Regions from separate parts of the Mus musculus genome. Here region 1 is linked to region 2. A link is a loop called in an ENCODE intact Hi-C map of the cell type or tissue named here. Cell type or tissue: heart. All regions are shown on one strand. Each heading gives the region's core, and the rest is flanking DNA. Links, peaks and the distances in the headings are about the cores only.

Region 1 (15,952 bases), core at 5,173-13,172, 270 kb after region 2:
AGTATGAATAGCTACATTCAGTTGACTCCAGGCCTGATTGACTGCCAGATGGAAGAGAAGAAAACAGAGAGTAGTGGTCAGATGGTCTTTTCCCCTGGCATCTGCTGTGCAAAATCTTCTAGAGTGACCTTCCTGGCCACAGTGAATGGCGTTAACAGTACCAGACTGCAGGCTTTTCTTTCTCTTCCCCTCATGAGCTTAGCTTTCAACCACTGTACTCTCCTTTCTCCAAACTTAAAATGAAAATACTTGCTTACTTGCCTGGCAGACTTGTGATGGACATTAAGTGTGAAGTGCTCAGAACAGGGCATGTAGAAGCCCTTTGAAAATAAGCACTTCAGGAGCTCATGGTGGTCTCTGGAGACTACAGAAGCACATGGTGGTCTCTGGAGATAGAACACTGGCCTTTTCTGGGACACAGCAGCAGATCTGAGGTCTGAATGGAATTCTCTGGAAGCCCTGCCCAGCAGGCACATAGTTGCACATTCCTGTTTACCTGGAGCTATGTGCTAGAATAACCATCATGTGAAATACCTGTGGCCAAGTTAGAAGGCTTTACTTAAAAGTTGAATTGAATTGTTCCTTTTTTTTCTTTCTTTCTTAAATAAAGAAGTCATAGAGAAATCTTCTGAGCTGCTTAGGGTGCTGGCCTTATCGTGGCTGCCAAGGTGTTTCTTCATCTGGAAAAGCCAAGTTAATAGAAGGCTGCTGTGGTGGCCATCATTGCAACAGAGCCATGATTTCTGTCTCAGAGAATGGACAGAGCAACAGAATGACACCAGTGACTTTGCACAACTGTTATGATCTCTGGATCTCAGCACATCGCTTCTGACGAATGACTATTCGAGTCACTGTATGTCCCTACATAATCACCACAACCACTTCACACTGCCGGTGTCCTCCCCCAAAAGACATGTGTCTTTTACACAAAAGTGGCTGAGACCCAACTTCCAGCCAAACATGATAGCATTTGTACTTGCTACAGTATAAGACAAATAAGATATATCTGTGATAAAACAGAACTCCTAGAAGCAAGGGCATAGTGGACAACATCGGTCAGGGTAAGATTCCTCCTTCTCATGACCCACTGAGATGAGGAAGGCCATCAGTTTTCACATTTTTGTACTCAGGGGACACAGCCCTTCACACATCCTATGAACTACCGGTTGTCCCATCAAGAATGCCCACGGAGCCACTTTGGGATCTAGACTTCAGGTGACTCACTCTTTCATGTAGGTCTCCTGTAAAGAAGATAAACTAACCTACAGAAAACACACTGGATTTCTACTCACTCCACCCAATAGTAACTTTTAGAAATTCTAGCCCAACCTAAAATTCTCGTGATGAATGGCTTTGCCAGGTATGGTGTTGGCTCTGACAAAACCTGAGTAAGAGCCTGCGCAACGGCCACTCCCCACCAAAGGAATCAACATGCAGAAAATGCGAAAGGATGATCACTCTGTTGCTTACATGACACAACTTCCCTCTAGACAAATATTAGTCAATCTGGAAAGTTTTCAAAAGAATCCCCACCTTCACTCAGGGCTACCAGTTTGATAGCAATCACCCATATCGAAAAATAAAATAAAATAAAATAAAATAAAATAAAATAAAATAAAAATAAAAATAAATTTAAAAAACCAACCAACCAACCAAACAAACAAACAAAGAAAACAAAAGAACAGTGGCCAGATTCTACATATTTGCCTGGTCTCTCAAGTTAGTTAACATAACTATTTACTAAGGGTTCTGCAAAAAATAGCAAGAAGGTATGATGTTCATAACTATTGCTCTATGTAGAGTCCAAATAAAAATAAACAAAACCATCTTCTTAAAAATCTAAGTGCTGATAAAAATAAATGTAAGTCACTTTCAATAAAGTGAAGAATGAGTACTTAAGTGATTTTAAAATGAATTAATATAAAAACGCACATATAAGTTATATTAAATAAAAGGATATATGTAATGTTGCTAAATGATGTAACCTATCAATAACGAAAATATTGGGGAGTTGTAGACAAACAATTAAATTCTATATTGTAGATAATTTTTTGTTGATATATATGATTGAAAATGTCTTAAAAGAAAGAAAATATTCTAGGCAGATGCAGAGAAAAATACCTGTGATAAGAAAACATTTGTTTCTTAGGTAGTCATGGTTAATGCAAAAAAATCAAGTGTAATATGAGAAAACTTAATGAAATATAGAAGTTGATCATGGAAAATAACTGCTGTAAATGACTATTAACCAGTCAATTTTCTCAAAATGCAAAGATGCATTACTACAAAGTTCATGGTTATTCTACATACACTGAACCTTGTATTCTTGGTATGTACAGTCTAGAAAGGATTTGGCCAAGCTAACAGGCAGTAACATAACCACAGTGAGCAATGCAAGGCATGCTCAGAGCATATAGGATGCTCACCTTGCTACTCCAGGTATACTAGTGAAGGAGACTCCTAATGATTATATATACCACCTTGGCGAAGAGCTAGCAATTGAAGCAAACAAACAAAGCAGATATTCAGTGGCTGACTGGGAGGCACACACTTAAAATAAGATACTAAGGATACTGAGATGTTAAAGGAGAGATATTTCCTTATAAGGTATAAAGAAGAGCATATAGATAAGAAAGAGCATAGCTCTGCATCATAAGTAGTATTTTTATACAAGTTTCTTTTCAAAAAATTGTATTGCATTTTCTGTGTGTATGTGTGTGTGTGTGTGTGTGTGTGTGTGTATGTGTATGTGTATTCATATTCATCATGTGTCCTGAGGCTCATGTGAAAATCAAGATGCTTGTAGGCATCAGCACTCGCCTTCCACCACTTTGGTCTCAGGGACTGAACTCGGGTTGTCCGGTCAGGCTGGGTGGCACGCAGCCTGACCACTGAGCCATCTCACCAGCCCACATGAGCTTCTCTTAAAGGAAAAGGGCGCAATAGTGATTATGTCAGCCCTCTGTTTGCAGAAGATCTCTTACTTTAAAGCAAACATAAACCAAATGCCAAGTGTGTCCTGTAGTTAGGAAGAGACCAGGCAGTTTGCAGGTCAGAGCATACAGAATCCCTCATTCCACGGGGCCCTGGGAAACCGTGGCCACAGGGATGTGTGTAAGGGGGAGGTGTAGTGGCAGCGTGAAAGGGATTATGTCTTGTATCTCACATCACAAACTAAGCGAATGTGACCCGGTGACACTACAGAACTCCTGCCTCAGATCTGGCTGACCGAAGGGAAAAGCCAGCTTCAAAGAGCAGCAGAGATCTGTTTTCTTGGTCCTTTGCAGAGGATGATAGATGAATGACTATGATCCTTTAATCCATGTCCTGTATAGCAAAGGTCTAACCCAAACCTCTAAATCTAAAGGCGCACTTGCTCCCTTCTTTCTGCCCAGTTTCATTGGACTAGGCTATGCTTGCTTTTTTCCCTGTTCAGCTAAGTGAAGCCCTTACTCCACTTCCAGGCTGTTGTGGAGCCTTTCTCCCAAGCAGTTCTGTCCCTTGCTACATGCGCTAACCTAACACACCTCAGTGTGACTGGCGCGTGCGCGTGCGCGTGCGCGTGCGCGTGCGCGTGCGCGTGTGTGTGTGTGTGTGTGTGTGTGTGTGTGTGTGTGTGCCTGCCTTGCTATCTCTCTAATTCCACTGTGCACCCACAGAGCCCGCCGCAAAACAATAGTGCTCAGTAAGCATTAGTGGACTGAGAGGCTAGGGAAGGAAAAGGGGAAGTGAGAAGGGCAGGGTGGAGAGAAGGAAATAGGGAGGGAAGAATGGGAAAGGGAAACAAGGAAACTAGAAATGTCCCCCTGAAACCACAGTCAGTGCAACTTCCTTCCACCCGGAGGGGGGTGAATGGGACAATGAATGGTGCCTACCAGCTAACTCTATATCAAAAATAAAGAAGATATTAGCAAATCTATTCCCTTACATCCTTGAGGTTTTTCAAAAAAAATTTTATAAACATTTTTTTAAATTTTTTGCAAACAAATCACCTTTTATTGGAGGGAATTAGAAATTGAAATGCATGCAGAACAAAGGTAGCAAGCAGCCTGGGCAATGGCCATGCCCCACTGCCATTGTTGCCATCCCCATGGAGGCCTGGGTGGGGGTGGGGATGGGGGATGGGGGATGGGGATGGGAGTCGGGTAGGAGGCAATGCAGATCTATGCAAGGCAGAGTGGGAAATAAAGTAACAGGCAGGAAGCTATTCTTTCTCTTTGACTTCTAAGGGATAAATGCAGTTTGATAACTCATTAAAAAACACACAGCTCCCAGACTTTCAATTGAGTACTGGAAAACACATTCTGACACTCAAACCGTATTTCACATGGGTCACGTGCTACAACTGACTTTAGCTGTAATGTTGGAAAATCTGCAGCTATATTGAGTAAATTCCTGGGTTCACTTCTAGAAAAGCATTCAGTCATCAGTCCTGAGGACTGTGCCTCCCGTCATCAAATCCTCGCCCACAGCCAGAGTACCTGACATAGCCCAAGAGACGAGCTGATGCTTCCTGAATGAATGTCTGCACATTGCTGCCTTTCCATTAACAGAAGATGAAGCAATATAGATAAGTAGCCCTGCTCTCCTGACGGGTGAGATGCACCCGCTGACTCATGAGCATCCGTGACTCCTTGGTGGACACCAGATGCTGAGCTGTTCTCGGCAACGTTGTTTATTATGCTTTCATATTAGGAAGTTAAAACAGCAAAAGAATATTAATATAATAAGCCTTGGACATGAGAGTTAAGCCCACGCACAATTTAGTGCTTGTTAACAGCCTGTGACGAAGGCAGAAATCATCAAAAAAGGCAAGTCATTAGGTTGAGAGTGTAATTGTCAACAGAAATACTATCTCCTCATCTGCTGGGCATTAGTCAGCGGAGGGACCTCAGCAGTAACATTCATCTTCAGAGGTCATGCTAATGTTCTGGGGGAGGGCAGATCTCCAACTCAACCTCTCCTCCCCTCTGCTCCCCACACAACCTAACATCATTTTTACTAAAGAAATAACAGGCTTTGGGGAATTATACCCTGCCCTGCGGCCTATAAATGCCCAGCTACAACTTCTTGATTCTTTCCTTTCTCTCCTCCCCGGTCCCTGAGGAAGGTGAGTCTCTCTATCCCTGAGCCACATTTGGATGACACCCCCCCTCCCGCCCCCAGTTGTCTTCCTGTTCACACCCAGGCCTTCTGGTTCAAACAGGTTCACCTCCCAGCAATGCCCGGGCACTTGCCATCCTTACAGCTCCCTGGCCCCGCCCTCTTCCATGGTTCTTCCCTTTCTCAGACTTTCCAGAAGAGAAGTTAACTCTCTCCCCGCCCTCTTAGATCACCCCTCAGGTAGTGAGTGGCCCTCTGCCCTTGAACTTACCCATTCACTAAATGCTACAATGACTGACACTGTTGAAAGCTTGCAAGCCTGTTGGCCACTGAACTAGTCACTCCAGATCTCATTCTGGGTGTGACTCCGCTCAGCTACAGACCCTGCTTTCTCTCTGCATAGCCCCATTGGGCAGAGGTCCAACTCAACTCAACGTCGCTCTCTCACTCTGCTCGGAGACAATGACTGTTCTCATGTGTGTGTGTGTGTGTTTGTGTGTGTGTGTGTGTGTGTGTGTGTGTGTGTGTGTGTGTGTGTGTGTTTTAAATCTGTTTATGTCTGGAAAAACCCATGAGGAAATGTGATACTCAATAAAGATAATGATAAAGATATTTTAAAATGAGAGTTTGAAGAGAGGTACCCCATGGGTAGATAAAGTTTTTCCCAAAGTCATAGGTTACTAAAGGAGTTTACCAGTGTCTGGGTCCTTGTGAGTTGTTAGCCAGGGAGGCCATTGAGTTACACAAACAATACAATCAATTGCCATTGCTGTTAGATGATCATCAGAAGAGACACTAAGAACCTAATATTGAAGAGGCAAAATGCCTTGCTTGGTCAAGGGATATAGAAATATCAACCTCTATTTGTCTGGGAGCCTCCTTCTTGCTGGCTAGCTTAGATAGTTCCAGACGGTGCTATACTGGCTGCTGGGGAGAACAAATATCAACAGACTTAACTTTGCTGTGGACCCTGTTTGCAACCATACACATTGGCACAATAATGGGATCCCTGTTATAGTGAAAAGCCATCCACTTTCTTTTTTTTATTATTATGTATTTTCCTCAATTACATTTCCAATGCTATCCCAAAAGTCCCCCATACCCTCCCCGCCATCCACTTTGTAATTGGATTTGATTCCTGTTCCTCTAGAGGGAATGCACACATAGAACTATAAACCTAATTAAATGCTGATGAGGACACAGACACTACAGGGGAAGCTACAGCCTTACCTTTTGCTAGACGGACATGACATGTCTGTTAATCTGCCCTCTAAATAACTGTGCAGGCTCACAGGTGAGTACTGCTGTCAGCTTTTGTCAGAGAAACTTCTCTTTGTCGTGCTCAGTGATGATTGCAAAGATCCGTAAGTGGCCAAAGTACTGGGAATAAATGATTATTGGATGTCTAGACAAAAAAGGAGCAACTGTACAACCCCCAACAAGGCTCAGAGAATATTACAGAATGAGCTGAACGAATGAAAGAGCAGAGGGGTTTATGGAATTCTGACTTCTGCTCAGGACGTGACTTTTGCCCTACTTTTTAGAAGATTTATATTATTTTTAATTATGTGTATCAGGGTATATGGGTGTGAGTATGTGAATGCAGGTTCTTACAAAGGCCAGAAGAGTGCTTTGGACACTGGAGCTGGAGTTATAGGTGGATGCAACTCAGCCAACATGGGTGCAAAGAACCGAAGTTGGATTTTCTGTACGCTAGTGGCTGTTTTTTACTGCTGGAAACTGCTGGATCATCTCTCCAGGCCCATCTCAACTGCAATTGCCTGTGTAAGATCGGCCCAAGATGGAGCCTGTTAGCAGTTTGTCTTGGAAGAGGTAAGGGCTGACAGGGCCTCACCTGCTCCTGAGGATTCATCATGGTCAATGGTTGATACAGAGAAAAGAATATTTTCTTCAGTGGTGTAGTCACAGGAAGTTGTCTAGGTTCCTGAAAATCAAGCATCACCCATGCTCTGATAAACCATCCTAATAAAGCATGCAAAGAAGACAGGAAAGATGGGGGGCACCTGCTTGGGAAGAAGGAGGAGCGACAGACACAGTCAGGAATAAGAGAGAGAAGCTGGGACAGACTTGATCAAAATAAATTACATACATGTATAAATACATCATAATGAAACTCATTTTAACGCATCATTAATAGATACTAATGCAAACATTGACAGGGATTGGAAGATGGTTCAGGGGTGAGAGTGCTTGCTGCACGTGCATGAGGACCTATGTTCCCATCCCCAGTAGCCAGCCACGTCAAAACCCAGGCATGGCTATGTTCTGCTATAATCCCAGCACCTAGGGAGAGGAAGGCAGGAAGAGAGATGAAGCTTTGCAGAGAGAAATAGAGAGAATCCCATACCTTACCCTGTCCTCCACACGTGTGCAGGTGTGGGCTCTTGTGTTCCCACATGCACAAACACTCTAACTCCATACACATAGAAAAGCATTTCTAAAAGTCAATTTAGTCTTTTTTCCAATGTAGTTCAATTATTCACCCTTCTGCCTTCCTTTTAGGCATATTAGCTTAGTCCTGAGTCACCACTGTCTTACAGATATACATCAGCACTTGGGATAGAGGAAAAATGATGAGAAAGCAAGTCCTGGTGGGTACAGAGAAGTTCAGAGCATGGGCTTGCCTTGAACGTTATCTTTAAATTGTTTAAAAAGAACAAGAATTAGATGCATTTCCTAAAGGTTGTATATGACACAGTAGAAAGATAAATCCCTAATCCACAACTTCAAGTCCAGCGACTAATATTATTTAAGTATGTAACATATAAAAGCATTTATTTATTTCTGCAAAGGCTAAAGTATGAGTAATTAATTAATAAGTCTAAGAGAAGTGGTGGAGGATTTCTTACATGTTAGGAACGCCCCAGGAGTACAGGGAATAAACCAATCATGGGTCCTGTTCTCATGGGACAGATGACCCAATGCCTAATAACGGCCAGGAAGAAAGATAAGACAGTATATGAAGAACAAGGGGCTGGAGAGGAATGTGTTGGCGTTTGCTAGACAAGTTGGTTTTCTCATTTGGAGTCTGAGTGTCCCCCCAAAGTCCCATGAGTTAAAGATTTGATTCCCAGGCCATGGGTGCGTTAAGAGAAAACAGTTAAAACAGGACTAGGTAGAGCTGTCCTCTGTCTCTTGCTCCAGTTGATCACCTCAGATTTTGCTGTGGCAGCTGTTTCCTGAGAAAGGAGCTTACTCGGGAAAGATAGCATCTGCTGGTCTCAGACTCACTGTGTAACTTAAGCCAGCAATCTTCCTGCCTCATCCTCTCCAGTAGCAGATGCAGGCACATGTGACCATGTCTAATTTATGCAAAATTCTGAACACATAATTTATGCAAAATTCTGAACACAAAATTCTTCTCATTTCCCTGTTGCGAGCTGGTTCTAACATCTATGCTTTGGCTTATCCCAGGAGAGCCAGCAGGGACACGAGAGAAGCTGAGAGGAGGAAGAAGGTTCCCACCTGTCTAGAGGCTCCAGACTCTAGGTCTGGTTAGAAGCTTGCTCACTGTTTTGGGAATCTGATTCTTCCAAAGCCCCAAGTCTTCCCCCTGGTGTAGGCAAAGGCTCCTGCAAGTGGACTCAGCTCTTGTCTCTGCCTCTTTGGCTTGCAGAATCTCCCATTCTTCTGAGTGACTGACTGGTAGAAGGGAGCCTGTTTCTGCCTATAGTCAGCCTCTTTCCACTCTCCAGGCATGGGCTACACAGCATCTGATTCACTCAGCCGAGGACCCCATCTCATAGATCTCTCAGTGGGCCTGACCTCCGTTTCTAGAGCAAGGTCGGAATGATAGACACTATTGTCTCCCCCAACCTCTAAGGGAAGGAAGATGAGACCTCAGAGAAAGTCCATTAGATTAGCCCTTCAAAGAATTCTGCTGGGCAATAACACATTCACACCTCACCTGCACCCTGCTCCCATCTATGACTTTAACAGTGAAACGGAATGGATCTTAATGCACCACCATTTTGCTCCCAATCTATGCCTCCAAATGGGAGGTCATCCTGGCATTCAATTGCAAATTTGGTACCAATTTGTATAGGTGCTTTGAGCATACCTGTAATTTAGCAGAAGTGGAGCATCTCCACGATGAGGAAGAGGTCTCCTCTCAGAATCTCTAGAGGCTGGATAGTCCCATCCTCCCGTTTGTCATTCATGATCTGTTTCTCTTTCCTTGATGCAGTCAGCTGCTATCAGTTTCTATCAACTGATTTACAGCCTTTAAGAAAAAAACAAAAAACAAAAGCAAAGCAACAACTAACCACAGGTGCATCCTAGAGAAAGCATCTGGGTTAAAGAATATTTCCACATTAGACAATTTACCTCCCGGTTGGTTCACCTGATGCCACTGTCCCTGTAATTAGCTGGGATCATTGCACCCTCTTGTGGTGATTTCTAAGTGCTGCAGAACAGGATCCCATGAACTTCCACAATTCACTCTTCAGATTGCTGATTCATTGTGGTTTTGAATGGCATTAACTCTTAGCTACCCTGTGATCCAAGGAATTTCAGCCAACACTTTGCCTGAAACTAATCTGAAAATCCCATGTCAATAGCAAAAATTCTAGATTTTTACTATTTCTTGCTGCTGGCAGATTAACACAATAAGTAATTCTTTCTCAAAACTAATTATCTCACCTGTTTTTAATGAAACCCTTGCTTTTAGATAATTATAAGCTAAGCTGCACCCATAGAAAATGACACAGAGATTCTGTGTGCTCTTTTCCCATAGCTGCAAAAGAAAACATTTTGCAAAGCTTCAGTACCACATTAAACCCAAGACAATGATGAAGGATGAAGATGCAGGAAGCTCATACCATTGAGACCTCATCATAGCCTCCACCTTTCCCCTCTGCATGCACCTCATAGCCTCCTGCTTCTGCCTAATTTTTTCTCACCTGGCAATCATTTATCTTCTCTACTTGTCTCTAATTTTGTTATTTCAAGAATGTTATCGTAAAATGGAACTGTGTGCAATCTTCTGAGATTGGCTTTCGTCCAAGCTGTTGTGTGTAACAGTTCATTGCTTCTCATCACTGAGTGGTGTCCCACGATGTGGGTGTACTGGCATTTATTTTACCACGTTCTTGGTGACGGACATCTGGATTGTCTCAAAGCTGTTGGAAACACTGGTGCGTAGGGTGTTAGAGGGACATATGTTTTTAAGAGGACATGTCCATGAAAGCAATTGCTGTTTGTCACAGCAGGTGCATATTTAGCTTCCAGAGCAGCTATTGACGTTGTATTACCTCTCCACTAGTATGCCTATGCTTTCTTCCTTGCCCCTGGTGCTGATAAGGAAAGGGTAGAGATGGTACTACCACCCCCTCAGCCAAAGAAGGCATGGAAAAGATCAGCCATAGTGCTATCTCAGTAGAAATCAGGAGAGCAGTGATGTTGGATGCTGATGCTGTAACGGCTGCACTTACAAAGAAGTCTAGACCTGTGACCCGGAAAAAACTACTCAAGGTGCTATAACTTCTGCCCATGGGGACAAATCAGCAGCATCACTTCTGATGCAGTGACTTAGGTTGGAAGAAAGGACATCACCATAGCACCAGCCTTGATCTTTCCAGTTGTAAAGGTTTTAGACAATGCTGTAGCCATTACAATGGGAGAACAATAAATATTGAATAGAGGTGGGGAAGTAACAAAGTAACAAAAAGTGATGTTACCGTTGCAAAGACAATAGATATAAAGGATACATATTTGCACTAAACAAATGAGGAGAGGGCATCTTAACCCTGCACTTTGTTAGCAGCAATCCAAAATGATGCAGGCACAGTGAATGTCTCAAAGCCATAGAAATAGAATTGGCATGAAAAGACAAATCTCAATTCTGTGAGTATTTATTTATATAGGGAGGCACGGACTGATGTGTGTTCTCCCATACATTCTCAGAATGTCACCAGAAGGCAGAAGCTACCCTACCGTCCACCAACACAGGAACAGATGAACTGAATGTGAGATATGGATATGGTAGAACATTACTAAATCTTTAGAAGAGAATTTGACAACCTGGACAGATCTGGGGGGCTCTGTGTTATGTGAAGCAAGGAAATCGCCAATTGGTACTTAGAATTCCACTCATGTGAACAGAGCAGTCAGCTTCACAGAGAGCAGAGTGGTGGTGGCCAGGATCTTGGGTAGGGAGCGAGGGGAATCACTGTGTAATGGACTCAGAGTACTATTTTTGCTGGATGGAAAGAGCTAGTGGAGTAGAGTGCTGGATCATAGAGAGATAAGAAGCTAGCAGCATTTAACATCATTGACCAAATGTAAATATAGTGAAAATAACAAATTTTGTATCATATGTATTTTACTACAATAAAATGAGAAAATCAGATATATTTGCATGTGGTTTTCCAAGGTTTGCAGCTTGCTCTGTTCATCTTTGTGTTCTTCCCCTTGTTAGTGCTGTGTGGATGGTCAACTGAACCTACACAATACTGTGTGAAGTCAGCACAATGACTTTCCCTTGAATTTCCTTCTTTGAGATAATTTTAAATATTCCAGTGGGGGATTATTTTTTTTTCTTGCCTCCCTATATAAATTCTAGAATGCTCTCATCAATGTGTACCAAAAAGGATCTTTCTGAGTTGTGGCAAGAATTATATTAAATCTTGACATCAATTTTGAGAAAACTGCCATATTCACTCATCATCCAAGAGGCTTCCTCCGGCAGCAGGTGGAAACAGATGCAGGGACCTATAGGCAGACATCAAGAGGAGGGTCTAGATGGGATGTCGCCATAAATCCCTCCCTTCAATTCTGCAGAAGAGGAGGTGGAAAGACTGTAAGAGCCAGAGGGGACAGACACCAGGAGAACAAGGCCCGCTGAATCAACTAAGCGAAGTGTATATGAGCTCACAGCAATGGAAGCAGAAGGCCCAGGGCCAGCATGCATCTGCACCACGTCTTCTGCATATACATTATAACTGTTAGCTTGGTGTTTGTATGGGACTCCCGTGTGTGAGGATGAGTGGGCCTCTCATACTTGTGTCTACTACTCAAATTCTTCTCCTTCACTTGGGCTGACTTACTCAACTTCCACATGAAGATCTTTGCCTTATCTTATTATATTTTACTTTTTCACATTAAAAAGAAATTTAAAAGCCTTGACATTAGTTTTGAGAAAATTGCCATCGGTGTTCTCTAGAGCCTTACAATCCATGAGGCTGCAGTTTCTTCATTTACCTGGATCTTCTCCACTTTCTGGGTCAGCATTTTATAGTGTTATGTATATAATGCCTGTGTGTTTTATTAGAGAGTTATGATCTTGGGGAGTCATAAGTGTAGCTTCACACACTACCTTGGTTGTCAGTGGGACTCTACCCTGCCCTGCTTGTCTGAGGGGGAGTGTGGCTGTTGTCTGAAAGTACTGTGTTGTTCAGCTGCCCACCTCCTGCCCCTTTGGGGAGAGCACAGGCTGCAGCTGGAGCCTGCTGCTTGGTTTTATGGTTTGGGCTGTATCACCCATACTCCTGGGCTGCCAGCTTCTCCCAGTCTCAGTCTAGGATCAAGGGGGCAAAGAAACAAACAAAGCATCAACTTAATCCATCTCTAAGACTATCCTTGGACCCCCCATTTCTGCACAGTGTGCTGTCTTCTTATCTTTCACCCTTGATATGTTGATTGTATCTAAATCAATTGTTCTCAACCTGTAGGCTGGAACCCTAAGCAACCCTTTCACAGGGGTCATCTGAGACCATCAGAAAACAAGGATATTTACATTATGATCCATAACAGTAGCAACATTAGAGTTATAAAGTAGCAATGGAATAATTTTATGGTTGGTGTCACCACAACATGAAGAACTTTAATAAAGGGTCCCAGCATTAAGGTTAGGAACCAGGGATCTGAACTGTCTTAAGTTTAGGCTATGCACAAAGCAGGAAAAATAGAGAAACATCCACCAAACCATAGGTGCATCTCTGGCTTCCTCTCTAAGGAAGGCTCTCCAGCAAAGTCTCAACCATGGCTGAGGATTTTCACAAACACCCTCTCTCCCTACTCCCTCTCTATTTGTTAACATGTGCCTCTAGCTTTCTTGGCAAACTCTGTTGACATCCCTGCCTTACAAACAAAAGCAAGAAAAGCGTTTGTCACTGCTTAACAATTCATCTCCCAAAGTCTATTTTAGTTGGGGAAACTGGGGGTCCTGATTTTGTTTTTAAATTCCTACAGTCTGTGTCAACACAGCTTGGCATTGGCCTGCACAGTGTCTGCGAGGTTAGGCTGGTGAGATAGGTTTCCAGTTTCGTCACAGGGGGAGGGGCCTCCCCATGTGACTCATGCCTCCTCTCCAGCCTCCATCCCTCCTGTGTGAAAGGGCAGTCTCATGCTATATAAGATGCTGCAGGCCAGTACTGCAAATTTTCTCATTTTTCTAGAATCTTATTTCTCCAAAACTCGCAGTTCCTTTTGCTGGAGACTGCTATTAGAAGCCAAGATCTGGGTTCTGGCTATGCTCATCGAGATGGTATTTTTTACTTCGAGGACCTCACAAGCTCTGATGCCGAGTATGATATGTGTGAACACTCATGTATATATGTCTGTGAACACGCCATCTGTATTCATGCTGAACCAGAGCTAATGCTGATGCCAATCTGTCATTGTCGGGATGGTTCCTGCCTTTTTATTTTTATTTTTCTCTACATCTGTGTAACCTTGAGCTCCAGTAGGGAAACATTTAGACCTTTATGCATTTAGACCATTATACATCATGTATGTATACATTATACATTGTATACATTTTGGCTGCCTACGATGTATCAATGATTGCCTACTACCTGCTCTAGTTGGAGAAGACAGAGCACTGAAAAAAATAGGCAGCATCTCTGATGTTGTGGAGATTATTCTAGCAGCCAGTTGAGGTAAATAAAAACCCACTTCTCACATCTGTGGTTCCCACTTGCTTTCTAGCTCAGCAATATAATTTATAAATGTTATTCTTACACTTATATATTATTGTTTTCAGCCAGGAAGTGACTCAGAATGCCTGTTCAGACTTGTCACCAGAAATGGAAATCAGAAATTTTTTTAAAACTTAATTTATTTAAATTTCAGTTCATGAAAGGACCCTGGAGCCACAGGCATCACACACAAACTTACATGTCTTTGCCCTCTGGCATACTAGATTAACACTTACGCTCATCTGGATATCTGTGTGTGGCCTTTCCATGACTCTGTTAAAGACATTCACAGCCCCTGACGTAGAAGTGATATTATTGGAACAAAAATGACAAGGGAAAGGCAAAGTCTTGGTGCTGGGAGGAAGGGATCTATATTTGACATGAAAACAGACTTTTAGTAACCACATGCGGTGATTGACTGGAAACTCGGAAACTATGTCAAAACAAAATAGAAGAGACGAGATCGGGGAAACCTATCCATCATGCCCTCTTGGGTCCTCTTGGTGTCCCTCAGCTTGGTTTCATGCTCCTAAGATAGGAAAGAAAAGATTCTGGCAAAATGGGACAGGGTGTGAGGAATCGCTGAGTTGGACAGAGGAGAAGGTAATCAGAGCTCCCCTGCTGGCTGCTCAGTCCAGTAAGTCCTGTGGAGACCTTCACAGTAGTCCTGGATCCTCAGAGAGTCATCTTCTCCATCAGGGTTCTCATCTCCTTTCCCTGGGCTAGGGGATTCCTCTCCCCAGTTCCCTGGATAAGGTTTGTGCATCCTCAACCATCCCTGAGGCTTAATGAATGAAGCCCATTAAACTATCCTGTATGGGTACCACTAGGCTGCTCTCAACTATTCCAGACAGGAATCGAAACAAACTCTGTTCCCATCTCTCAATGAACACTGGAGATGTGGGGCTGTGAGCCGTCCATGGGTGTCTGGGCAGAACTGGATATGCAATTGCATATGTCAGTGTTACATAGGCATGTGCACGCAAGCACACTCTCCTGAATACACATAGATACCTTCTTCATCAGACATAGAACAGACTTAGAATATTTAAGTATATCTATTTTGCCTTGTTATAAATAAGGCTTTGCAGCCCAGTGTTAAAAGAATGAAGGCATACACGGACCTAGAATATGTGCTTCCTGCATTATACCCTGAGCCTACCAGTGGAGAGCAATAAATAGTTAAGCAGCCAGAAGCAAGCACACAGATGGGAAAATCCTGCATCCTTTAGAAACTCACGAAAGCAAATTGCTTACAATTAAAGCCTTTGAGTTCTAGGTTTAGCAGCCTAGACAGCAAACCTTTTAAGGAGTCTAAAGACTCCTGGCCATAGTGGGTGCCACTATGAGACGTACAAGATGCCAGGGTTCAGCAACAGTCCTGGCAGCAGGGCCAGGGCAGCCACTGTAGCAGCTGAGCCAAATGGATTCTCCCAAAGAAAGAGTTTGACAGGAGAGATGTGAGATGTCAGACCCAATAAAAGCCAATCTGCCAGGACTCTACTTCTGCTAACTCTGAGCTAAAAATACCAAGCAAGCATCAACAAACCTACACACCTCATCCATCTCTGTCCGGGATGGAATGCCAGCAAGCCTTCAACCCCTTCCAAGTGGCTGAAGTCAGCAAGCCAGGAGAGAACGGAGTCTTGGACGTCAGCTTTGCAGAAAGATTTACTGAGCAAAGATTTCATCGCCATCCCCTCTTTTTTATATTTCTTGGTGTTTTTAATTGTCTAAAGTATCAATTTTATATCAGCCATATTAATTATACATATCTATGGGTTACAATCTAGCATTTGATACCCATCTACAATGTGTAACAATCACGTCGGGGAAACTGGAGCGTCACCTTAGACCAGTATCACTTCCTTGCTCACCAACCATGGTTTTAAAAAGCCTCTGTATTATTT
Region 2 (15,952 bases), core at 2,539-10,538:
ACACAGCACAGTTGCAACTGTTCTGTGTTGTCCACTATAAATAGTGCTTGACTGCCAATAGGTATTGTACTTCCCTGGGAAAGCCTATTTCTCCCGCTCTCAGCATTCCTTAGCTACCCATAGTTCTTCATATAGGGTTGAGAAATCATGAGACCTACCTCAACCCTGGTCCACATTAGCTTCTCTCTTGATGTTGTCCTTATTCAAGTCATGTTTAAGTGGCCATGTTGGGGAGACCTCATGGGTGTCACTTCTGTCATTTCTAGGAGACACAGCAAATTTCTTCTTCGTCTTAAGTACATTGGAGTGCTTGGAGGGAGAAGAGGAATGGGGTAAAATGATGTAATTATATTATAATCTTAAAAATAATTTTAAAACAATAGAATGATGGAAGGGCAGAAGGGGGAACACTGCTTGATCTGAATGTGACTGGCCATTGTATTTGAATATTATGACATCTTTTTAAATAAACTACTTATTCATATTACTCAACACCATAGTTCCCAGACTATTGCACGCACAGACCGGAAACTTGTTTGCAATGCTGACTTTAAGATCTACAGCTATGAAGTCAGTATCTGCATTTCTAACAACATACAATGGCACCTCTGAACTTACACAGGTTTCCAGGATGAGACAAATTCCCATGAGAAGAAAATCCATTCAGGAAGATAAAGTCCTGGAGCTACCATGACCTTCTCACCCCACACTGACTGGCTCAGTTTCCTGACAAGCAGTCTGCCTTTCCCTCCTCACAATGAGGGAACACATGAAAACTTACTGAATAGACTGTGCTAAAGTGCAGGCTGTCTCATTCATGGACTGGCTTCCTTGTGCCTTAGCAAATGTCTCTTTTTCATCCTTTGAAATGTGTCACTCGTTGGTACTTCTGTAGACTTTACAGTTGCATGCTCTTTTCTCTCTTTAAAGATGCTTTACTGGTTATACGGGACAACGATGTGAGCATTTGACCCTAACTTCGTATGCTGTGGATTCTTATGAAAAATACATTGCGATTGGGATTGGCGTCGGATTGCTAATTAGTGCTTTTCTTGCTGTCTTCTATTGCTACATAAGAAAAAGGTATGGAAAAGACAAATCATTCAGTTGGTTGTGTGTGTTTACTTGACAAATATCTATTGTTTGTCAACAATAGTCCCTATTGTTGATGTGTGTGTCTGAAAAGACCCTCTGTGATATTTTTGGTGCCTTTTCATGAACCCAGACAAGTGCTTAAAAGAAAGAAAGAAAGAAAGAAAGAAAGAAAGAAAGAAAGAAAGAAAGAAAGAAAGAAAGGAGGGAGGGAGGGAGGGAGGGAGGGAGGGAGGGGAGGGGAGGGGAGGGGAGGGGAGGGGAGGGGAGGGGAGGGGAGGGGAGGGGAGGAGGAAGACACACAGAAAGAAACCTTTCCAATACAATTAGAACAATGCAAATTTATAGTTTTCTTTCCTCTTATTTATGTTTGCCTGAGTCAAAGTTAAAAGTGGGAAAGATAGCAGGCTTTTAGAAGGCAGAGATTAAATACATCTTACTGATGAGTAGACATTTAGTGTACAACAAAGCATAAATATTGTTGAGTAAACAGAATGTTAAGAAATGAATACTAAATGAATGAAAACATGTGACACACATTGACCACTTTCTCTTTAGCCATCAAGTGAGTTATCTTCAGCAATATTGTTTAGTGTTAGAAACCCAATACTAAGAACTCAATCTACAAAACAAGTTGATATTAGTTACATATATCCCATATTATTTCTAGTTTTCCCACACTGGTTATTTCTCATTAAATCCACACAACTAGGAAAAAAATCACAATTTAATGAGAGTCACATTAAGAACAAATATATTTCTACAATAATATTCATATTATGGTACATTCACTATTCTCAATAAAAAAAAAAAACAACTAAAATTCCGTGACCAAAATTAGAAAAGTTTGTTTTGCTTAATAGATGTCTATCAGAAAGAATCAAATATGTGTTTGATTAGCTTTATGCTGGTCGACTAGATGAAGAATAATAATGAGAAAGAGAAAGAAGAAAGCAAGGAGAAGGAAGGAGGAGGAAGGGGGAGGAGGAGGAAAGATCTGTATACAGGAAAGATCTGTATACATCCATGAGCCGAGCATGGAAAGTCGGGCTCTCGAGAAGATCTGGAGATGGAGATGCTCACGCGTGTGATGGTGGAGGTCGTGTGACATCTAAGACAAAATGTGTAGTGAGCTAATGAAAGAAGACAACATAGCCCAAAGCTGCTAAGCAAAGGTGGGGCTTCAGCTCCAGTGCTGTCTCAGCCTGATTCCACAGGGAGAGATGGGGTGTGAATGCCATCATACTTGGCTTTAATACTTCATATCAGTCAATCGTGGGTCAGGATGATCACAGTGGGGTAAAAATCAGGGTCTCACAATCTCTTAGAAACTTGTTGGTAAGGCACTCTGTTGGTCCTGGGCAATCCTCTAGAGCAGGATGCTACTGTGCATGGGTTACTTTCTACTACTGAATAATGCATCCACCAGTAGATAAATGGCATCTAAGTAGAGTACCAAGGGCAACTGCTACAGCAGCACACTTGCATGTGTAATCCATCACCATCAACACACAGCACTCTTATGGAAACCAATGTTCTCTCTGTTTTAGGTGTATAAATCTGAAATCACCCTACATCATCTGCTCTGGAGGGAGCCCATTGTGAGACCTTATAAGACATAGTCATCAAGCCATTTGTCAAAAGCCACAGGGAATCCAATGGAGATCTTTGGATGATACAAAATGTGATAAGCTAACTTGAAAATAATGGTGGTTTGGGTCACAATGCAGTAATTGACCATTGGTTCTTAGCTTTGGTCATCGTTGGGTGCCATGGAAGCTATGGGAATGAGCTACAGTAACAGAAGCCAAGTTCACTACCCTTCTTTGGGTTTGCTGTTGGGTGGTTGTTGTCACTGCAGGAAGATTTGTTCTATACTTCTGACCATCTCAGATGTGAATTTTCATTTTAATTGTTTTCTACTACACATCAATCAAGTCCAAGTAATGCCATTTCCGGGTTCTTCGGGCACTCAACATTTTGGGCCACCCGCCTCGATGGACCTAATAGCAAAGTATCTGTCCTTATGGAATTTCAGGGAATTTGGTATCAATTTTTAGATGAAAACAGTGAATGTCTCAGCTCCTTGAGTGAACCAAAGATGCATTACACCTAAACCACTAAAAGAAAATGGAATATCCAAGGCAGCATAAATCCTACCCAGCTGGTGACAACAGTTTGCAAACTTCATTCATGTAGTTTGGAAGAAGCAGATAAATTCCTGAGGACTGAAAGTCACCTGGACAGCAGATCCAGAGCAGGCAAAGTAGCTGTTCCTATATCGACCATAAAGCCTGTGTGGGCTCATCTGTCCCCTGATGTTTTTGCCTATCATCTCAGCCTTACATTGGAAGACTCACACTTGGTATCCATCGCTTGAACTGAAGTTCGACAATTCACCTAATGACTAAAAGCTTACAATTGTTCCCAAAATATATAGGAACAACAGCATGTGGAATGTAACCATTTTTTGACGTGTTGATAGCATATTTGCACATGGGTTAAAAAAAGAAACAGTCGTAGAAATACTTATTAGGGAATCAGTATCCCTCCTTGGAATTGCTTCTGCTACATGATTCAATCTTGGGCAAGTCTCTTATATTCTTTGTGGTTTGGTTCCATTCTCTACAAGACCCATGCAGTTCCAAAATTGAACTCTAATAGAACTAAAAAATACCTCCTATAACTGCATGGCAGGCAAGATTATCCTCAATGCTTCCATCCTCAGCCCCGTTTCTAACCCTCAAATACCCACGAATATTATCCTTACTATATATTGTCATGTTCAGTTTGTAAAATAATAACTTATTTTGAAAAGAAATAAAAAATGAAATTACAAAGCAATAACAGCTACTGTCTTTTCTTTTTTTTGGATTCAGTCTAGAACCATGGGCTTATTTCTTTTTTCTCATAAGCAGAACAACTTGATCTTGAGATTAATTAAAAGAAAAACCAGACTTAAATATGGCTACAGTGATAGTCAACCACAAGAGCCATGCATATAAGCTTTTCATCCCCTCTTTAAGAATACAGCATTCTGCTTTCCTTTGAAGAGAAGGAATTTCCTTGTCTTTGTGTTTCCTGCAGAAGGAATGGAATGCAGCTGCTTTCCATGTCAGCACTTTCTGCATGTGCAAGGTTACATCACGCCAAGGGGTGGGGAGTGCTGGTTCCACCCAGTGACTCCAGTAACCACACCTAGAAAGCTACCTCTTCCTGAGCATTTCAAAAGAGGTAGAAAAGCTGAGGAGAGTCCAGGAAGAAACATTGCAGGCCTACTTTCAGTTGACCAAGGACTTCCTCTTGAGGAAAGGCAAGAGATACCGTAAATGGTCACCCACATTTACTGTCTGTAAGTGCTTACATGTTTCAGACATAATAACCTCAAATTAGAACATCAGAAGTTGACTTCCAGATAATCAAATCAAAATGTTAACCAAAACAAAACAACCCCTTCCCTCCGAAAACCAGTAACACGCAATTCAATCTTCTTCACTCACAGAGAGCTATTTATTAACACTATAAAACACACCGAGCTAAACAACACAAAAACCTAGACTAGAATTTATGAAAGTTATCTGATTATGAGCTTCTTATGATCTAACAACAGGGGTTGCCTTTTCAGAAAAGATTCTCTGACATACCCATGGAGCCGAAGGGACATCTGGCAACATCTGTGCACATACAAAAAGCTGAAATACGTATACAATAAGATTCTGAGACGAACAACTCAATAAAACCTTTGCCTCAGAACTATGTTTTCAGCTATGTAGGTGGATCATCAGTGATGTGTTTATGGTGTTTGTGACAAAACCAGTCAGTCCAAGAAATTGAATTTCCTTCCATTCTGCCTTTGCCTCCTGCCATGTCTGCCTCTATGTCAGTTCTGTGAGAGTACATCCTTTGGTCAGCCACATTCATAAGTACTTCATTATGTACTTTAGACTATGGTAGGGGTGGCGCAAATCCTGTAATAGTACCCATACAAAGCTATTAACTTTACAAAAAAAAATGATTTACAACAGCTTGTCACTGTATCCCGAGTTAACTTTTCCTATAATCATGTTTTCATAGGATGAAATTATAAACTGACCCGTCTTTTAGAATTTCCTGCCACCATACAGATCTAATCCTTCAGTTTTGACATATTCACTTTGGTGATGTCAGTAAGATTTTCCTTCATTATATTTAATTGAAAAACAATGTCTTATGAAAATAAGACAAACATCAACAATTTAAATTGTTGATGTTGAACACAAGGACAGTGCTCGTGTGCCAAAGACTTGTGAATAAACCAACTAACTTCTTGACGTTACAAAATGTTACATGCTATCTTGCGTGTGATATAAATATTGATAGCTTGCAACCCACACATATGGGAAGGGTTACCAGAAGCCCTATTGCAAAATACCACTCTTTCTACCTTACATCATTGACTGATGACATCAGATAGGAACTTCTGCCAAGATGCAGTGGAAGTGTTGAAATTGAATTTGTCAGAGTCTGGCATTGCTAAGCTGGGTGAGTCCACATTTCTGTCCAAACCTTTGGCACAGATCTATCCAGTAGCACATTGAAGAGCATACTTTTCAAGTTCTGGATGATAGTTCTGTTAATTATTCAAATCAATCGGTGACCTTGGGAGACTCTGAGCAACTAGCGACCCATGTTCCAGTCTTGAGAAGACCCGTGTTTTAAAAAAATGTGTTCTGTTGTTTTATTTCACTTCGCTCCATAACCTAAATGAGGGAATACCTGCTGCTTCCGAAGAAACAGCTCATCGGGGGTAGGAATTCGATTACATGATAAGGAGTTGGACAGCCTCGCTCAGTCCAGTCTTATCTCAACACCTTGTGGCCCTTCATTCTCGTTTTTGTGCCTCAGATACAGGAGCATAGATGTATGTAGATTGAAATGCAGTTAAGATCAAAGGCAAGTAGCTACAGCTAACCATGTGGCTTGTCCTCAGGGAGTGGCTAATGAGATGCCAGGATTAGTGGTGGGTCTGTAATCTCAGCATTTAGAAGGCAGAGGGACAATCTCAAATCTTCAAGGCCAGTTTGGGTTACTTATCTAGACTGTCTTAAAGACAAAAAACAAAAACAACATCAACATCAACAACAACAACATCAACAACAACAACGTCAACAAAATTTTAAAAATTAAAAACAACAAATCATGCTGTAGATCTTTTTTTTGGAAAGAATGGCATCTCTATACTTTTAAATTTGCACAAAGGTATTGAATCAATATAAAGTTCTTTAACAAATCAAGGGAGCATACTAGTGTCCTAGCACTGCCATTTATAATCATTTCCAAGGCTTTTAATTAACCCAACAGACACACATTTAATTGTGCAGACTTGTTCAAGGACACACAACATTCAGCTCTTTCTCTTTGCCATAGCCTAGGGGATCTCTCCCGACAGGGTATGGAAAATTCATATTCTTGGTGAACCTAGAGAGGTGGCCAAGTGATCTACAAATGAAAACCAGTTCTTTTCTTTATAATAGACATAATAGCCTTTGTCATGGACCAACCACAGAAATTCCCTACTGTCATCTTCAGATTAAGATGTGCATACCAGTGTCAGGGTGGGGCCAGAACAGGAGAGAAGAGCCTGCCAACAGGAGAGTCCACAGACTGGAGACTGGAAACAAAGCCTGGCTTATCCTCAAGACTCAAGGGATAAAAGGATCACTTGAGAATATTCCTCGTTGATCTGTGGACAAGTGTCACCTGGCACTGTTAACTTCCATGGGTGCCCTTGACTGAGGTTGGTGATCAGAGACAAGAAGTAAAGCATCCAAGCTGTCAGTAGAATTCAGTAGACCCCGTCTTCCTCTCCATTACCTTCAGTCCTACCCTTATCCAAATTGTTCCTTAGAGAAAAATATTAAATTTTGATGGACTTGATTAAGGCAACAATTTGAGATATAAAAACAATATCTGTGTCACTCTAGGTACAAGGCTTCTCACGCAGTCCTGGGGCTGCTTAACTCCATGGAGTCCTTTGGATATGAAATTCTATTAAATGGCTATAAGAAAAATAAAAAAACACTCTGAGAGTTATCAGGAGGATCCCACCCACAGACATTATCTCCTTTGGCTTCCATGTGTTTGTTTTACATCAAGCCCACATTTAGAAGCCAAGGTATTTTCTAGTGAAGAGAAGGCAGAAAACTGTCTTGCATAGCTGTGGTTAGGAATGCTTGCATCCTCCAAAGCTACCGGCCCCCAGGGCTTAAGCTGCCAATTCAAGGTTCCTAGGAGCCTTTAAATCTGCCAACTTGGTTGTTTGGATTAGTGTTATGGTCTTTCCTCATCTTAATTTAATTACCAGGAGGCCTGTAGAGGGCCCTGTTGCACTGCAAACCTCACAGGGCAGAGAAAAACCTCAGATCAAAGAGTTGCCCAGGAATGTACCTGCTAGGAGAAGCCACACTCACCTGGGAGCTGGCAAGGTGCCAGCTGATGACTCAGACACTGCCCTGCCCACATCCCTAGCTGCTTCCTGCTACAATACATGCTGGGTGTGTCTTCTCAGCGAGTTAGCCTGCTAAAGTCACCTCCCAGTTCAAAGCCTGACACCAGCTTCTCCCATCCCCCATGCCCCACAACTGATATAAATATCTTTATTAACTCCTCCTTTCGACTGTTACCCTTAATAATATTAGTCAATTGTTTTTCATTAACTTACTTTATACACAGCGCCCCTCCTCCCTGCCCAGTCTCACCCTCATAAATCCCTCCTCCTGTTACCCCCTTCCCCTTGCATACCACTTCACCTTGGGACATCTGTTCATAGCAAGACAGTCCAGCTAGGGGAAGGAGATCCAATGGCAGGCAACAGAGTCAGAGACAGCCCAGCTCCAATTGTTAGGAGACCCACATGTAGACCAAGCAGCATATCTGCTAGAGATGTGTAAGGGACCTAGGTCCAGCCCCTGCATACTTTTTGATTGGTGGTTCAGTCTCTATGAGCTCCCATGGGATCAAGTTGGTTAACTCGGTAGGTCTTCTTGTGGTGTCCTTGAACCCCTGGGCTCACTTATTCCTATCTCCCAGTCTTCCTCAATACTCCCCAGGTTCCATCTGATGTTTGGCTGTGGGTTTCTGCATCTGTTTTTATCTGCTGCTGGATGAAGTCTCTCAGATGACAGCTATGCTAGGCTCTTATCTGCAAGCACAGCAGAGTATCATTAATAGTGACAGGGGTTGGCTCTCTCCCATGGAATTGTCATTAACTTTCTTATCTACCCAAATTTTGGTAAAAGTCACAAGGACACAATTCCAAGGCCTCTTATTACTGTGGATTCAAATTCCTGTTCTCATATTGCTTGTTCATTCCTTTATCAAGCTATAAATGACTAGAAGACCTTGCAAGCAGAATTTTCTTAAGTAAACTAACAAACGTAACATATTTTCCGCCCTTCATTGCTGACTTCTTGAGCTAATACGGAGGTGCAGTTGTCCCTACTCTCTTCACGACTCACCTACCCCTTTTCTTATGCTCTGAGAAAACTGTTAATGTTTAATCAAGTGATGGAGAAATGATTTTTATTCAGTGCAACAAATTTGGCAGTAAATTGGCCCAAACTGGTCTAGAAGGTGGGGTTTAGTAATGGAGTTTGTATTTGGAACACTTTTGAGCCTGGGTTTGACTCACAGCTCAAATGTGAGGAAATTAGCCTAACCTGTGCTTGTTTTAGTGGCAAGAAGTTGGTTAAGAGTTCCCTAAACACTCAATAGAAAGATGGTGCCATCAGACTAAAGGAAGTCTATAGGAGACAGGAGAGGTGGTGCCATCAGTTGTCCTGCCTTGAGCCTGAAATTATGCAAATACCATAGCTACCACAAGCACCAGAATCAGGAACTGTGTGCTGGACAGACAGCCCCTTCTGCAGGGCAGTACCAGTCCCAATTTCCTGAGTGGTAGGTAAGTAAGCATGCTAGCTATCAGATGCTTCTTAGAGCTCGGCAAGCATCCATTCTCCAGTGTTTTGCCTTTGCAGGGCTAAGGCAATATATAGAACTTTGCCAGAAATGATAGTTGCTTGTTTGTTTGTTTTTTTGCATCCCAGTGGCACCCTTTCTGAAGATCGCTTAGATTTTTCCATTTCCCTCTGCCGTGTGTAAAGGTTTAGGTTGTGTTTTTCTGCATACCTAAGTTTAGGTGTCAAACAGAATATTCCATCACCTTCAATACTAGGTATGGCCTTTAAAGGAGAGGCCGGGATTTTAACTAACTAGAGCAGTGAAAAATCAGCCCTGGAATTTTTAGTAGCATTCTTTATCAGAGGCCACTTTATCTCTGTCTCAGACTTTATTCCCAAACTAGCAGAATGAAATCTTAGGTTTGTGAAACACCAGCTACGTAACTGTAGTAGCCTGCCTGAGGATGAGCAAGCTGTACGGAGAACAAAATACTCGGCAGTGCACCATAAGAGAGCAAAGGTTTATTTTGACCCATGGTTTCAGAGAAACTTCTGCCTATCTTGGAGGAGAGGGCATGGCTACAGGAGTGAGTGTGCCTATGGCAGTGTTGGTGGTCAGAGCACATGGTTATGACTCTTCTCGGGGTTACTGAGAGAACACAAGAGAAGCAGCCTGGTCCAAAGGACCATCCCACTTTTGTCACCCAGAGCCCACCTACTAACTAAAATCTTTTGAATTAACAAATGAGCCCCTTAAGCTGGGGACTGTGTTCAAAATGCATGCTGGGGGGATTTCCAAGTCAAACCAAGGCAGAGTCACTTAGTCCATCCAGACATGGAAGTTCTAGCTGTGACCTTGGACTATAGATGCATCAGTTGTGACTGCAATATTTCCTTCCTCCCAGATCATAGGATTCACTCAAAGGTTTATATGGAAAGTACATAATTTTTTGCTCCTTTGAGGTTTCATAAGGTTCATCTTGTCACATAGACTCAACTTTGTTGTTTGGATTTTTTGCCTTTGTTTATTTGTTTAACAAAAGCTCAAAGCAATAACAATTTCCAGCTCCAAAACAGCTGTCCAAGTTTCAACGTGATCAAGAAAATACAGGTATAATGATATGAAAGACTTTCGAGTGCTGACCAATGAATATGGCCCTTCGTTTTGACCTGCTAGAAGACCTGGATGAACACTGCCCTCAGCATACCACAGGCAAAGCAGTGACGTATGCATGTTAGATGTTTGCATGAGTGCTTTGCAGCTAGGTTTTCAAAGGGGAAACATCTCTTGTAATCGTATAAATTGGTAGGGATTTTTATTTCTGGAATATGATCTGCTGGATACCAATATGCATCTGGGATTTCTTTCTTATGCATTGCTTCAACTGCGGAGGTCCAGCAGTGTCTGTACACACGGATACTCATCTGTGACTCACAGCTCTGATGGGGCAGTCCCAGCCAGGCCACTCCAAACTGAATGTAGACATTAAACTGCTGCTTCCAAGCCTTGGCTTCAAGGCGCTCTCAATACATCCATCCAGTGAATGGGTGTAAATATTAAAATGTATAAAGATAGCAAAAGTTATTTTGAATTCAGGTGATTTTATAATAAATTAGGAATAGAAAGGCATTTGAAAGCTATTCTAAACACTCAGGTGTAGAGGAGCATAATCATTTCTCAACTCTCAAACAAAAAGTTAAATATTTTTCTGTATGAATTGTACTAATAAAACAGTAACATCACAATGAGGGATTTAAAAAAACAAGACTGAAGATTGAAAGTGAACACAGTGCCTGTCTTTACAACACAAAAGCTTAAAAGTTAATTTAACAAATATAGATTTTTAAGATTGAATGTTCAAATTAACTATGTAGATTTTTATTATTAATAACTTAATTATATATAGTTTGGAAGACTTTTTATGTACTACTTTGATTAATGATATTTTAGCACTCCAATTACTTGAATATCAGTCTTGTCAATTTCTTGTCTAATCCATAAATAAATTGTGAGCAATTTCTATCAGATATACTATAGTTACTTTAAAATCAAAATCCCTTATTGATTCTGAAACTCTTTAAATTCATGTATATTATAGCTAACTTCATGGAAATATTTTCTTGGAAATAAAAAGCTATCCATATTTCTTGGCTTTCTTCTAATCAAAATCTGTAGATCCTATTTAAGAATTTTTTTCTTTCTTTTTTTTAATTTAAATTTTTTATTATGTATTTTCCTCAATTACATTTCCAATGCTATCCCAAAAGTCCCCCATACCCCCCCCCCACTCCCCTACCCACCCATTCCCACATTTTGGCCCTGGCGTTCCCCTGTACTGGGGCATATAAAGTTTGCATGTCTAATGGGCCTCTCTTTCCAGTGATGGCCTACTAGGCCATCTTTTGATACATATGCAGCTAGAGTCAAGAGCTCCGGGGTACTGATTAGTTCATAATGTTGTTGCACCTACAGGGTTGCAGATCTCTTTAGCTCCTTGGATACTTTCTCTAGCTCCTCCATTGGGGGCCCTGTGATCCATCCAATAGCTGACTGTGAGCATCCACTTATGTGTTTGCTAGGCCCTGGCCTAGTCTCACAAGAGACAGCTATATCAAGGTCCTTTCAGCAAACTCTTGCTAGTGTATGCAATGGTGTCATCGTTTGGAGGCTGATTATGGGATGGATCCCTGGATATGGCAGTCTCTAGGTGGTCCATCCTTTTGTCTCAGCTCCAAACGTTGTCTCTGTAACTCCTTCCTGTTTAAGAATTTTAATCTTCAGACTAACATAGTTTGGGTTTCACTTGCCTTTGCTATTAAGCTGGAAAGAACGTGTTCACCACTAAGATAAGTTATGTTTCTGTAAATGCTCTTGAGCCCTGGAGTAATCCAGGGTAAGACGAATTTCCGTGATGTGCTGGCAGCCATGTTCCTATATGTAGCTGCTGTATGGATGGCTCTCAGAATCTATCAGGTAGAGGGGATATGGGCAGAGGATTTTCATTAAAATTCAGATTCCCAGGTTTCAATGTGGACTGAGACAATCAGAGTGCCGTTAGGCAAGCCTAGGAACTCACATCTTCAATAATAACACCCCCTCACACACAGTTATTCTTAGGAACACGCTGTTGGAGGTATTAGGTGACATACATAAAAAAAAAGAAAAATGTTATTCTCATTACAAGAGCAATATTACTCAACCTCTCTTATTGTTTAAAATTTATGTTTTTAAAATATAAAAGAAAATCTGAAATATTTAGCATCCTACCTAGGCTTTCTAAGAAATTGCTTCTAAAACATCTTATTTGAAATTCATGGACAGAACATTGATTGAAAAGCCAGCCACAGTAGAATTTTGGCTTCAGGCTTCTTTGGCAAATATACATATTCTAGATTATTGAATAGCAATATGACCCAAGCAGGAAGCATAAAACTTATTAAAGCTAAATTACATGTTATAGTTTTTCCTGTGTGTCAGTCATGTGCAGTTCCTCAAATTGTGGCTACCACAAAACAAAACCCAATATAACAAGATTTCTGTCTAGTATATGTGCCATAAACAGTTCCTTTTTACTATAAGGCAAATAAAATGTTTGGAAGTTAAGGCTGATGCCGAATCCTGGTGTGGGGACATGCACAAAGGTCTATGGTTTCTTTTTAGCCCATTCATTTTAGTAAACTGTTTTTATTATCTGTGGTATAATTCAAGCAACATCTTCTCAGAGGCATAAACAGCTACGCAGATAACAGAGTGAAAACTCTCAAGCACTAAGTGAAAGCCCTTGCACTTGAACAGTCCTGCTTCAGTGAGAATCACCATGTGTTGTGAGCACAGTTTGCCCTAATAAACCGAAACACCAAGGGTTAACCATGGTTCCCTCATATCCCAGAAGCAAGGGCTCCACGCTCACACAGAACACTCTATGCTGTGCACTGACTACAGACTTAACTGTTGCTCCACTGTGTTCCGACATCACCTAAAAGATCTGTCGTCCTCTGGTTTGTAATATTCACTTCACCCCATTGCTTGCTAAAAGTGTATAATTTTGTTTCTGATTTCACAGGGGCTTACAGGTAAAAATTTGCTTTGATCCTTAATGAAGACTTTGAACTGAGACTTTTGAATAATGTTGAAACCATTAAGATTGCAAAGACCCATAGAAATGGGTGAAATGCATCTTGCATTGTAAGCCAGGCACAGACTTTTTGTGAAGCCGGGAGTGGACTTTTCATGACAATGTTTAGGTGTCAACTAGTCGAGGAGAGGTGTGGTGATTAATTTTTATCGTCAGCATGACTGGGCTGAGAACACTTAAGAGGATTGTAAGATATCCTATAAGTATGTCCAAAACTGAATTTCTAGACGATAATAGGTCACGGACACTGTGACCTAAGCCGTGTGCCGATCCCTTGGTGGATTAGTAACGCGATGCTGCTGCTGCTGCTGCTGCTGCTGCTGACATACTCTGATGAGTAGGAGGAGTCTATTAGAGTAAGCAGATCATAGAGTGTGCATCCCTGGTGACTCCCCACACGCTTCTTTTTCAGTTTTCTCTCCACCACCATGAACACTCACTGCCCCATTCATTCCCTCCCTTGCACACAGAACCCTTTGAAGCCCTCTGAAGTAAATCTTTCCTCCCATAGATTGTTTCTGTCATGTATTCCTCCACAACATTGCAAAAGGAATTTGTGCACAAGTGTCTCATCTGTATGATCAGTAGTATAATCAGTGCTTCACCTTTCCAAGGAATCATTGGTAGTAACTGACTTCTATTTCATTACAAAGTTTCCCATTAAGACTAATAATGCATGGCTGTCCTTCTTAGCAAATCTAAATGGGAGAATGGAGGTTTTATATTTTTTCATTTCTTAAAGACAGAAAGTTTAGCACGGAAAATCTTATGAGAATATTTACAGCAAGAATGAAGAATATGCTCTATAGGTTACAAAAGAATACAGGGTGAGAAATACCCCATGTAAGTGGGAAGGAGAATAAAACAGATCAGACATCTGTTGATAAGTAAAAATAAATAGAATTAATAATAATAATAATAATAATAATAATAATAATAACTAAGCATGATCTGTGGCAACACATGAAAGTTAGCACCGTGTTAAGATGGGGGCACAGACAACTGAGGCAAAATTCAGAAAAAAGTTTCAAGTGTTAAAAGGCCTTGTTCAAAACAGGGATGGAAAAGTTTGCTTAGAAGAGATCATAAATTATAAAACTCAAGGGTGAGTTCCCTCTCCCTACTGTTGGGCATTTCATATAGGGTCCCTCCCTTTGATTCCTGAGAGTCTCTTACCTTCTAGGTCTCTGGTGCATTCTGGAGGGTTCCCCCAACCTCCTCCTTCCTGACGTTTCCTGTTTCCATTCTTTCTGCTGGCCCTCAGGGCTTCAGTCTTCTTCCCTCACCCAATACCAGATCAGGTTCCCCTTCCCCCTACACTTCCCTCACCCCCACCTGTCCACTTTCCCTCCCAGATCTCTCCCTCCCTCCCCACTTGTGATTGCTTTCTTCTCTCCCCAAAGTGGGACTGAGGCATCCTCACTTGGGAACTTCAGCTTGTTGATCTTTTTGAGTTTTGTGGACTGTATCTTGGGTATATTTTCTTCTTTCTTTTGTTTTCTTTTCTTTTGTTTTCTTTTCTTTTGTTTTCTTTTCCTTTCCTTTCCTTTCCTTTCTTTTCTTTTCTTTTCTTTTCTTTTCTTTTTTCTTTTCTCTTTCTTTTTTTCTTTTCTTTTTTCTCTTTTTGGCTAATATCCGCTTAGTGAGTACATAACCATGCATGTCCTTTTGGGTCTGAGTTACCTCACTGAGGATGATATTTTCTAGTTCCATCCATTTGCCTGCAAAACTCAGGATGTCCTTGTTCTTAATAGCTGAGTAGTATTCCATTGTGTAAATGAAGCACATTTTCTGTATCCATTCTTCTGTCATGGGACATCTAGGTTGTTTCCAACTTCTGGCTATCACAAATAAGGCCACTATGAACACAGTAGAACACGTGCCCCTGTGGCATGGTAGGGCATCTTTTAGGTATATTCCCAAGAGTGGTATAGCTGGGTCTTCAGGTATATCTATTTCCAATTTTCTGAGGAACCTCCAGATTGATTTCCAGAGTGACTGTACCAGTTTGCAGTCCCACCAGCAATGGAGGAGTGTTCCTCTTTCTCCACATCCTCTCTAACATGTGTTGTCACCTGATGTTTTGATCTTAGCCATTCTGATTCATGGAAGGTGGAATCTCAGGGTCATTTTGACTTGCATTTCTCTGATCACTAGGGACTTTGAACATTTCTTTAGGTGCTTCTCAGCCATTCGAGATTCTTCAGTTGTGAATGGCTGCCTGCTTCTTAATCCCATTCATTTCACTTTAACATGAAGGACACTTGATAGAAAATTGAAATATTTATGAGACTTTTTTCTTTATATTTATGGTTCATGATTATATTCTAAACAAGGAAAATAAATTACCATCCCAGACAGAAACAAAATGAATTTTTATTAGGTGGGAGATTGAATGCTTTCATGTATTTATTGAGCATTTGATCTCTATTTTATGAGCTTCCTATTCATTTTCAGAGACTGTTTCTCTTTCAAGTGGCATTTATACAATGTCCTATTTATATGTAGGAAATGTAAATACTTAGGTCTTACTGTCTGTGTTGCAAATGCTTATTCTACAATGTTTTCCATATGCAATATTAACTTTGTATGTGTTGTAATTATGGTGTATCTGTACATGGTGTGTATGTGTGGGGGCACATATCATGGTGTGTGTGGAGTTCTGAGGACAACTTTGTGGAGTGAGTTCTTTCTCCCTACCTTAATATAGGCTGCAAGAATTGAACTCGGGGTCTCTAGGCTTGTGCAGCAGGAGTCCTTCTGTACCCAGTAAACCATCATGTAGAC

The links. A loop is a pair of places that touch in the nucleus more often than their neighbours do. Peaks named below come from ENCODE experiments on the same cell type or tissue, not always from the same donor. Only the 100,000 strongest peaks of a DNase experiment are listed, where the experiment ranks them.
Region 1: a loop joins it to region 2, with 6 times the contacts of the local background. A loop is called at or near these places in 14 of 42 quality-filtered maps.

What each region holds. Positions count from the first base shown.
Region 1 is chr5:91,298,573-91,314,524 of GRCm38, forward strand. No RefSeq gene overlaps it. Among named protein-coding and RNA genes, the nearest start is that of Gm19619, 23 kb to the left of the region's middle. In heart, for the core only: a CTCF peak has its summit at 9,519 (motif pointing left); no DNase peak of the experiment used is centred there.
Region 2 is chr5:91,031,277-91,047,228 of GRCm38, forward strand. Epgn (epithelial mitogen) reads left to right here. Exons shown (of 5, transcript NM_053087.2): 4 at 931-1,083; 5 at 2,643-3,936. The coding sequence ends at 2,697. Among named protein-coding and RNA genes, the nearest start is that of Epgn, 12 kb to the left of the region's middle. In heart, for the core only: a CTCF peak has its summit at 7,438 (motif pointing right); no DNase peak of the experiment used is centred there.